3 separate regions of the Homo sapiens genome follow, and regions 1 and 2 are each linked to region 3. A link is a contact called in ENCODE Hi-C or POLR2A ChIA-PET data. All regions are on one chromosome and are shown on one strand. Each heading gives the region's core, a stretch centred on a gene start or an enhancer-like site at or near the end of the contact. The rest is flanking DNA. Distances are from core to core; before and after follow the strand shown. Region 1 holds the start of USF3 (upstream transcription factor family member 3). Region 2 holds the start of NAA50 (N-alpha-acetyltransferase 50, NatE catalytic subunit). Region 3 holds the start of TBILA (TGF-beta induced lncRNA).

Region 1 (3,089 bases), core at 441-2,940, 1.6 Mb before region 3:
CACTTAGGTAATAAGGATTAATTTAAAAAGCTAATATTCTGATCTTTATCAAACGGAAATTGTTCTTCTTTTCTACGTCTATATCGTGCCAGAAATATATTAATGTGTATTTTTTAAAGGTGATCTAAAGGAATGGTTAAATTCTGTTTCATGAATCATCAAAACTATTTGTTTTTACTTTAGAATTGATGCATTGCAGTTGTTTAGGAAATCATGCACACCCTGGATATGATATTTGTTAACGAGAAATACCTTGTATTCTGAACACACTGGAAATTGTTTCCTATGGCTGAGCATACCAATACTATACAATTTTATGGTGATGTTATTAGCATTGCTATTATGGCTCTGACTCGTAGAATCTTTCTTATCTGCAGTTTTGATTTGGATGTGCCAAGTCTGTTCAAAGGCTAATTAGAACTTCGTGTGCCTAGATGGATGAGTTAAAGAAAATTTCTAGCCTGTTTATTAGTACCACAGTTTATAAGCAACATTACAGGCCTTCCGTTTCATCATAGCTTTTCAATCTGCTGTACAAACATAAGACTCCGTTACTGTTAGCCTTTACCCTTTTGCTCAATGCGATGTCTGCTGCTTCTGTATACAGGCTCAAGTAATTCCCATTATGCCATGCCCTGTGTGCACCTTCTGGAAGTTAGCCCACGGACATCTAAGATCTGGGATATTTCCAAATCTGGTTGTGGAAGGGCTTGGAAATCTATAACCGCAACTAGGTGGAGGACACCTGTTTCAGCAGGAGGTTATAAAATATGAAGCGAAACTAGGAAGAGGGAGTTGTGATCACGGTTCCAAGGGCTCCACACAGATCCTGGAGTTAAGGGGCACTCAGGTCTCCATTTCGTGACCCCTGGCCCTACCTCTCCTAGATCCAGGTATTTAGTAACCCAGGCTTGAGATCTCAAACCCCATCCCCCAATGCCAAACTCCCTTGTCCCAGCTGGGAGGCCCCCAGGGCATTTCTGAACATGGCCATCTCCAATTCACAGAAATCTGTGTGTTGTTGCAAATAAAGGATGACAAGAGACCACAGCCTACGAATGCGAGCAGCGTCAAGTCAGCAACAATCTTCCAGTTATCGAGAAGTCGGAAACGTCTGATTCTTTCTTCTCCACATTTACTAAGACGTATCTTCTCACCTTCCTGCCCTCCACGTTAAGAGGGGCTAACTATTCCGAAAGACTTCCGTGCCCTCTTCCTTTTCAATTTTTCCACTTCCAAACTCCTACCGAAAGACGAAGAAAAGAGACCACAGAAGAAGATACAAAGAAGTTTCTTAAAACACCTTCTTTTCTAGGTTCTCAAGGCGTCCCCTTTAAGGAACCAGGCCCACCTCTTTCCCATTCACCTACTGGCTTTCCTTCCTGTCCGTCACTCTACCTTTAAGAATATTTCCTGTTTCTTCAACCCAACTTGCACACCTCCGCCCCCCGGCCCTCCTCATTGGGCCGCCCGATCCCCGTTCACTCCTTGGTTTCCTCTCCGCCTCCTCCCGCCCTCTAGCGTAGTGCAACGGCATTCTGTCTTCTTATTGGCTACCACGGCAGCGTTCCCGCAGCCTGATTGGCGGGTTGAGTGAAAGAGGCGGGAACGCGGCGCGCCCAGGGTAGGCTGTTCGCTTGCTGAGCTGCGGCCGCGGGAGGGGCGGGGAGGGGCGGGGGGAGGGGGGCTGGGAAAGTTGAGGCCGCGCTGCCGCCGGGTCTCCGGCCTTGAGGGCTCGGGCTCGCAGCGGCTGCGGTGGCCGCAAAAAGAGGCGGCGGGGGCGGGGGGAGAGGAGGGCCTGGGCCCGCGCTCCCCCAGCCCCGGAGGAGCAGGCGGTGGCCGCGGACGGAGAGATTCGCCCAGACGGTCAGACACTCCTGCCTTCCCCTCCTGGGATCATGACCCAGGCGGGGGTCGCCGCCGTCGCCGCCGCCACCGCGGCCGAGACCGCGCAGCCGGCGGGTAAGTGACTGCGGGAGGGGGCCGCTGACAGCCGGGGCGGGGGGCGGGGGCCAGGGCTGCGGGGGCGGCTCCGGAGGGCGGCCCCGGGCTCAGCTCCACCCACCCCCTTCCTGCTCCGGGAGGCCAGGGCTGCGCTAAGTGCGCCTCCTTCCTGGGGACCCTTGCGTGCGGCACCTGGTGGGGCGTCAGCGCCCGCGGCGAGCGCACCCCTCATCTCCCGCCCGCCCTGCGTCCCCGGCTGCCAGGCCCGTGGGGGGCTCGCACTGCGCCCCAGCTCCTAGATGCGCGCGGGGCGAGAGGGGCCCCACGCTGCCCTGGGTGCATAAAGAGCTGGGCAGCCAGGTTCACACCAGATGGCCTTTGCCCGCCTCCTTCACCTTTTCCTGTCTTCTTCATTCCCCTTCTTTCCTTGCCCTCTGAATTTCTTTCGTACCCGTTCGTCAGACTCATGTGGCTTGCTTTTTCCCTCTCACCCCTCTGTCGAAGTGTTAGGCTTGTGTTTTCTTTTTAGAAGCCGTTCTTTTGCTTTCTGAGTAGAAGCAGTGCAAGTGAATGACCAACTCTTGAAATCTACTTTCATGTATCCGGATGAAATATAAGATTCCTGGACTCTTGTTCATGTTTACAATTTTGATAGTTGAATTCACCCCACTCGTTCTTGAAGCTTGTCCTCCCAACCCTCCTCGTTACATTGGGATATGGTCCTTTGCGTTTATTAACTTTATCTGGAAATATGAGACTGCATAAACCAAAGTGCAGAATTTCAACTTCCGTTCTTGTAACATTTTTACCATCAAGTAGATACAGTAACCTAACACCACACAGATCAAGACAGTCGTGGCCAACTGTGTAGGCAAAGAAGACATTTCCTTACCTATAAACAACGTACAGATTTCTTGAATAAATCTTACGGTGAGTTACATGGATCCTGAAACATATTCCCAGGTTTGCTCTTTTGTAAAGAAAACCAAACAGACAAACCTGCCTTTTGAAGGATCAACAGGCTGTCCTACTCTCCATTCACCTTGATGACTTTTTTCTCTCCCATAGAACTCTTGTTTAACATAGTACAGAGTTGCTGTTTGGGATACATGTGTTGTTTCTCTTTAAGTACTCAAAGTATTTGT
Region 2 (3,221 bases), core at 577-3,076, 1.6 Mb before region 3:
GGAATAGATTGGGAGTGCCAATTCAGTAGTATTTTAGGGGAAAATGACAAAAAGGGAAGGATTGACGGCAGAAAACATGTGCAGACAGCAACATCTCGACTTGATTCTACCTTTAAGCATATGGCCAAATCAATTTGGTTTAACTATTTCCAACCCAATCAGTTTCTTATTTCGGTTTCAGGGAACCCTACTCACTCTTCCCTAAACCAGCCTGGGCCTCCTGCACACCACAACACCACAATACCATCTTTCAACGCCTCCTCATTCAATCGAGACTGTCGCATTACTAACACCTCCTGTTTTGAAGACAGTATTCCTTCAACTGTCCTCTCTGCAGAGAAGAAAAAGTAAAAGCCCTTCTTTTACTTTTCTAGTCCCATCCGAAGCACGTGAACATCTACGGAACCTTCCCTGCAGGTATGTCAGATAAAATCCTTAGAATCACTGAGAAAGCACATTCGGAGGGAAGCTTCACAGTGACTCTGCAGTGAGGGCCGTATCAGTGACAGTCCCTCCCAAGCCTGTCTCACCGGAGACGCCTCTGCCTCCAGGGTTTTTGCTACCTCCCCGCTCCTCAGCCCTGAGCTGAGGGTAAGGACAGTGAGGACCTTTGCCAAAGAATGGGCTTTAAGGAATGGGACCTAATGTCTACTGCAGACCCTGTGAAATGGCTGAAACAATCTGCTACCCGAAGCCCCAAAGGCTCTGAGTAGGGAACCATAATGGCCGCACTCACTTCCAACCCTGGGAAAGGTGGACATCTGAATCCCCAAGTAGCGGGAACGACCACACTTGGGGGAGCGGGGGTTAAGGAGAAATGAGCTCCTTGCCGGTGCAGGGTGACAGCGGGGAGGAAGCCTCAGGCAGAAAAGTCGCCGTTCACACTCTCCCTTCTCTCCTTCCTCTGCCTCCTTCCACCCCCTCTATCCCCACCACTCGCCAGTTACCGGTCGCCGCTCACCTGCTGGGGCGCGAGGTGCAGAGACTGTACCGACCGAGGACCCAGAGGCTGTCACCACGGAGGGGAAGTCCTCAGCTGCACAGGTTGGGGGGGGGGGGGGGGGCGGGCCCAACCAGTCACATGACGTCGAGCTCCGCCCTGCCTCCTCCATCCCAGCGCTCTACATCTCGGGGGGCCTGAATTTTTACGGATCCCTTGAATATTAATTTTCTTGGATTAAAGAAATAAAAGATAAATTTTCACAAAGAGTATGTTATAAAGTACAATGTGGAAAATGTGGACAGCAAGAGTTAAAGCGCATTGCTAAGGAAGTGACGTTCACGCCACAATCGAGGGACAGGAAATGGCGGTGGCGTTCCGTCCCTCTGGAGTCCGCCGGTAAAATTCCAGGCTCTGAGGTTTGGGCCAATCACGTGATCTTAAAACTTGAGGCGTGCTGGAGGGTAGCCAATCTATCTGGCCGATTGTTAACTACGTTTGTTTTAAAACACCTAACTTAAACTTGAGCTTTCCACAGATTTCTTTACATTTAGAAGAACTAACTTTATAAAACCCTACTAGGAGGCAACAGCGTTTGAAGGTCACTCTGGAGACCACAAACTGGGAAGAACGGGGCTGAGAAAAACTATCTTGCGGATATGGGACAAGAGAGGGAGGGGTGGAAAAATCTGGATTTTACCGCCAGGGCCTACCGAGCCAGCCCCACAAGCAGTGTCGTAAGCGGGTGGGAGGGAGGAGCATGACCCCAGAAGGCCCAGTCCAGGAGAAAGATGGAGGTTCCGGAGTGGAGGGGGCAGGGTGCGCGGAGGCGAGCAGTGCGGCTGCGCGTGAGGCGGCGGCGCGCCGGCGCGCGAGGGGCGGGGTGAAAGGTCACAGCGCGGCAGCGGGTCTGGCTGGCGGCAGCGGCGGGAGGGAGCCGAGAGACCCGAGTGCACGTGTGGAGAAGCGGCGGCACAAGCGCGGCGGCGGGAGACACTCCCGCCCCCACCAGACTCAAGCCCTCACTCGACTCTCGCGGCCTTCGTTGCTCGCACAGCTCCCTGCCCAGGCTAGGAGGCCGGCTTGCGGGGTTGAGTGGCCCGAGCTAAGGGTGCGGAGACCTAAGGGCGGCGACTACGACGGCGTTGATATCGGTGGTAACGACGGCCTCAGCAGGCGGGGAAGATGAAAGGGTGAGGAAGGGCAGCCGGGCAGGGCCCGGCCGGTGGGGTAGAAGGGTCCGGGCCCATGTAGAGGGGGAGAGCCGCAAAGGCGAGGAGAGATTCAGGGCGAAGACGGGCGGAGGGAGATTTCTCTGCTTCTCAGTTCCCTCGGCTCCCGGAGGGGGCGGAGGCGAGGCTCGGGCTGTTGGCGGGCTGAAGGGCCAGCGGAGGCAAGACCCGGGGGGCTTCAGGGTTTCGGTTCGGAGACGAGTGTGGGTTGTTGAGTGGGGAGAAGCGACCGAGTGGGGCAACATGGAAAGGCTATTGTGAAGCGCCCGGGGCCTCCTTCCCGGGAGCGGACCGCTGAGCCACGCCGGCCCGCAGCTCCAGGTGGAGTGGTTTGGTTGTCTTCCACCTCCAGACTCAACTCTGGAACTGCGGTGTTTGACACCTTTCAGTTTAATTCACGCTTGGGAGCTGTGCAGAACCTTCTGGAGGAAGAAGAAATTGGAATAAAGAGCACGGGGATGAGTATTAAGAGCTAGTGACTCAACTAGATTTGGGTTGGGTCACAGCGAGTGGAGGAGGGGGAGAGAGCGCGATCACTGTAGACTTGGGGTGCCAACATATTTAAGGAAGTATAGGGTGGATCAGTAGGTGGAGCTGTTGCTTCAGTAGTTCACTATTGCCCCTGAGTGCTGAGGCGGTCCTGGGTAGTTCTACCACGCTGCTCCTTTCAGGTGATTGGCAAAGTTAATGTTCGGTCTTTCACCGTTTGCCTCTTACGTAAAATTAGGAATTATTTTGGATCGACTGGTTAAGTTTTTATGAAATGTCTCCTTACCATTAAGTTGTATAGTTTTAATGTATTAATTACGTAACATTTTTCCGAAGCATTGTCTCAAGCCGTTTTGGAGCTTGTCTTTACCCTCAAAGAGATGAAGCTCATAAACGTTAAAAAGCTCTCTGCGATGCCATAGTTTGTTGTTGTAAGTCGATTAAGAAGTCGTAACTATGTTTTAAGTTAACGAAGTCATTCCAACTATTCAATAGCACTTTTGAGGATGAAATAAAAGTCACTTTCAACGTAATCTCATACTGCCCCAAACAAGGACCTA
Region 3 (3,148 bases), core at 347-2,846:
AACAACAACAAAAAATTTCCTCCTGTGCTTTGAAAGTCAACACCTCCCCCACCTTTTGCTCCTGGCAACACTAATATGTTTTCTGTTCCTGTGGTTTCACCTTATCTCTAATGTCACAGAAGGTAGGCTTTAAGTCTGGTCTCTTTCACTTAGTGTAATGCATTTGAGATTGATCCAAGTTATTGCATGTATTAATAGTCCACTCCTTTTCAATGATGGTCAGGATTCTGTTGTGTGGATGTAATATAACACAGAGCTTATTTAGCAATTCACTCAATGAAGATCAGTTGGGCTATTTCCAGGGTATTTCGGCTATTATGAGTAAAGCACATATAAAAATTTGTACACACAGTCTTAGAGGACATAAGTTTCACTTGGCTAAATGCCTAGGAGTGAAATTGCCAGGTTGTACAGTAACCCTATGTTCAATTTTATAAGAAATTGCCATACTTCTGAGATGGGAGAGTTCCCTTGACCCCTTCTCGGGACTTGCGACAGGGGTGTGGCCTACTTACTTGGCCACCACCATGCTCAAACTCTCTGTGGGAGCGGGAGCACGCAGGCAAGCGGGTGCCAGGGCTTCGATGAGCACTTTTGGGCTCCAGCCCAACAGCAGCATTTAGGGATGTGTTACAATTCATGCTCTTTTAGCAGTTGCCATCCGTGGACAGCTAAGTGTTAACCCACTCAATGGAGAGTCAGGGTGGCAGCCTTTTACACCCTGCCCTGTTGGTACCCAGGTTCTTGTTCAGCATCCAGGAAGAATCAGGTTGCATGAATGGTTTGAAAGTTGATGGATGTGGACGATTTTATTAAATGGTGGAAGTGGCTCTCAGTGGAAGGGGAGCTGCAAAGGGGATGGTGCAGGAAGAAAGTGACCTTTCCCTGAAGTCTGCTGTCTCTGGCCGGGCTCCTCCCTGAAGTCATGCCACCTGAAGTTAAGCCACATCTCTGACACTCAGTTGCTTCTTCTCCTCTTGATGTTCAGCCGCTTGTCTGTCTGCCAGCTGAGGTCTGGGGTTTATATGGGCACGGGATAGGGGGGCTGGACAGGCTAAAGAGTAACATTTGGGCAGGATAACAGGGATAACTGTTCTCATTTAGGGCTTCGGTTTCAAGGCTTGAGGGTGGGACCTTTGCCAGTGAACCACCCTCTTCTACCCAGTAAAGCCCTGCCTTCTGTCCTTATCACTTCTTTCCAAAAAGGCTGTCATTTTGCATTCTCATCAGCAATGCATGAGACTTCCAGTTGCTTTGCATACCTTGCCATACTTGATATTGTCAGGGTTTTATAGCCATTGTAATAAGTATGTAAAAGTGTTCCATTGTGGATTTGATTTACACTTCCCTAATAACTACAATGTTTAGCATCTTTTAATGTTCATCTGTATAGTTCCTTTGGTGAAATGTCTGTTCAAATATTTTGCCCATTTTGTTACTGGGTGTTTGTTTTCAGATTTGAGAGTTGTTGATACTATATTTTCTACAGGTCTGTGGCTTGACTGTTTTAACCTCCTTCTGACTTTTCTAAGAAGACAACGTGATTTATAAACGTAAATATCTGTAGTGGAAAAACTCCCATGGCCCATCTGTAATTTCAGACCTGGGATTCCCCAGAGGTTCGAAGCTCTCATTGACGGGTAGTTGCTGGTTATGGCCAACAGCCAGGTTGGTTCAGGCACTGACATGTTAGGACATTCTGCACATGCGTGCCTCTAACACTCCTCCCCCAGCCTCTTCCTTCCCTCTGCAGAGACACCCTTCTCCTTTCTGCTGTCTCTGCACGGGTGGCCAGAGCCACACAGCCCTTTCTTTAAGTCAGGAGTTGCCCTGTCAGAGCACAAGGCAAGAAGGAAGTGGTAAAGGGACGGAGGGGAAGCCCTGAGAGGACTGAGAGGATGGGAAATTCTCTGCTGAGAGAAAACAGGTAAGTCTAGACTCCCTGTGGGAGAGCAGAGGAGATGGGACAGGACAATACAGCAAGGAAGAGAAAAAGAAAGCTAGTATACAGTTAGCACACTAAGTTGGGGTAGAAAGTAGTTGGGTAAGGAAACTGCCAAGCCTTCAGTGCCTACTCTGTGCCAGATACCACATTAAATTTCCCATAGGTTTTGCCTTCTCCCAAGAATCATGGTGAGCAGCTGATGGAGAATAGCTGAAAGGTGGAAAGACTTTACCAAGGAAGGTCTATATAATAGGTTACCACCTAAGAAATGAAACAACTTTCTGAAAGCCCGGGAAGGAGATGCTCTCCTGAGCTCCTCATGCTCCACAAGGAGGTCAAAATCACCACCCTCTTTCAGCCACTATTTTAAGTTTGAAATAAACAGCAAGCTTCCTGCCACCTTGAGTCTTCCTTTGATGTGCACTCCCTGCAAGCAGGTAAGCAGAGGTCATCTAGATTAAATAGGCACAGAACTCAGATTTACTTTCTGGACCTCAGCCTCTTTATTTTAAGTAGAAATAATAATACAATATCTACCTTAGAGAGTTCTAGTGTGTATTGTGCTAGCATAGTGCCTGACATAAAGTAGGGTTCAAAATTAGAAGATATTTTCTGCTTTCTTTTTCTGACCATCATCTTCCTTAATATCAAAGCCGTGCCACCAAAATAGTGCCACCACAGACAAGGTAATCTCTAGGGTATAAAGTGGGGTGATCTAGAGAGAGTAAGCGAGCCAGAGGGGGTCTTCACAGGGTTATGTTTGGAATCCCTGGTCTCAGTTCATGCTACTGGAGAGTGGAACACAGGAAAAAATGGTAGCCCACTTTTGACCACTTGCCGAAAAGAGGATTGGTGGTCCTGTGGAATATCTCATGTCCCTTCCTAAGAATCATGTTGTCTGAGACTTCTCTACCCTGGGTTGTCACAGCCCCTTGTCAATCTTCTACTCTAGCATTGTTCTAACAATTATATAAATTACTATTTTTATTACTAGATATGAGATGCTCAAATGTAGTGATTGTTTCTTATTTATCTTTGAATTCCTGGTTCCTGGCATTGTTTCTGGCATATCACGTGCACTGAATAAGTGCAAAAAAACTTTAAAAAAATTTTTTTACTTTAAAATTTTGTTTTATGTAAGAAAAAAAACCTTTTTCCAAGGTGCACACATCTTATGCTATTTGGACTTCTTATGGTTTTTTA

What was found. A loop is a pair of places that touch in the nucleus more often than their neighbours do. ChIA-PET counts read pairs that join two places held with the same protein, here RNA polymerase II (POLR2A). Pooled maps may share reads with other maps.
Region 1: a pooled map shows a loop between it and region 3 (8-fold over the local background). The contact joins the promoter of USF3 here to the promoter of TBILA in region 3. A Hi-C loop is called at or near these places in 1 of 168 maps with a recorded cell type or tissue (naive thymus-derived CD4-positive, alpha-beta T cell) and 8 of 50 pooled maps. POLR2A ChIA-PET finds 5 or more read pairs at or near these places in 1 of 52 experiments (OCI-LY7).
Region 2: a pooled map shows a loop between it and region 3 (8-fold over the local background). The contact joins the promoter of NAA50 here to the promoter of TBILA in region 3. A Hi-C loop is called at or near these places in 1 of 168 maps with a recorded cell type or tissue (naive thymus-derived CD4-positive, alpha-beta T cell), 3 of 37 single-sample maps with no recorded cell type and 8 of 50 pooled maps.

Annotation. Positions count from the first base shown.
Region 1 is chr3:113,695,243-113,698,331 of GRCh38, reverse strand. USF3 (upstream transcription factor family member 3) reads left to right here and starts at 1,690. Exons shown (of 7, transcript NM_001009899.4): 1 at 1,690-1,962. RefSeq lists silencers at 1,480-1,949, 1,970-2,359.
Region 2 is chr3:113,744,854-113,748,074 of GRCh38, reverse strand. It overlaps NAA50 (N-alpha-acetyltransferase 50, NatE catalytic subunit), which reads left to right and starts at 1,826. Exons shown (of 5, transcript NM_025146.4): 1 at 1,826-2,133. The coding sequence starts at 2,126. ATP6V1A (ATPase H+ transporting V1 subunit A) reads right to left here and starts at 1,040. Exons shown (of 15, transcript NM_001690.4): 1 at 962-1,040. RefSeq lists enhancers at 1,083-1,452, 774-1,509, 1,510-2,245, 2,493-2,642, 2,246-2,982 and a silencer at 1,803-1,922.
Region 3 is chr3:112,131,871-112,135,018 of GRCh38, reverse strand. TBILA (TGF-beta induced lncRNA) reads right to left here and starts at 1,596. Exons shown (of 1, transcript NR_157393.1): 1 at 1-1,596. GCSAM (germinal center associated signaling and motility) reads left to right here and starts at 1,771. Exons shown (of 6, transcript NM_152785.5): 1 at 1,771-1,927. The coding sequence starts at 1,899. It also overlaps a transcript of C3orf52 not described here. RefSeq lists enhancers at 1,446-1,625, 2,106-2,165.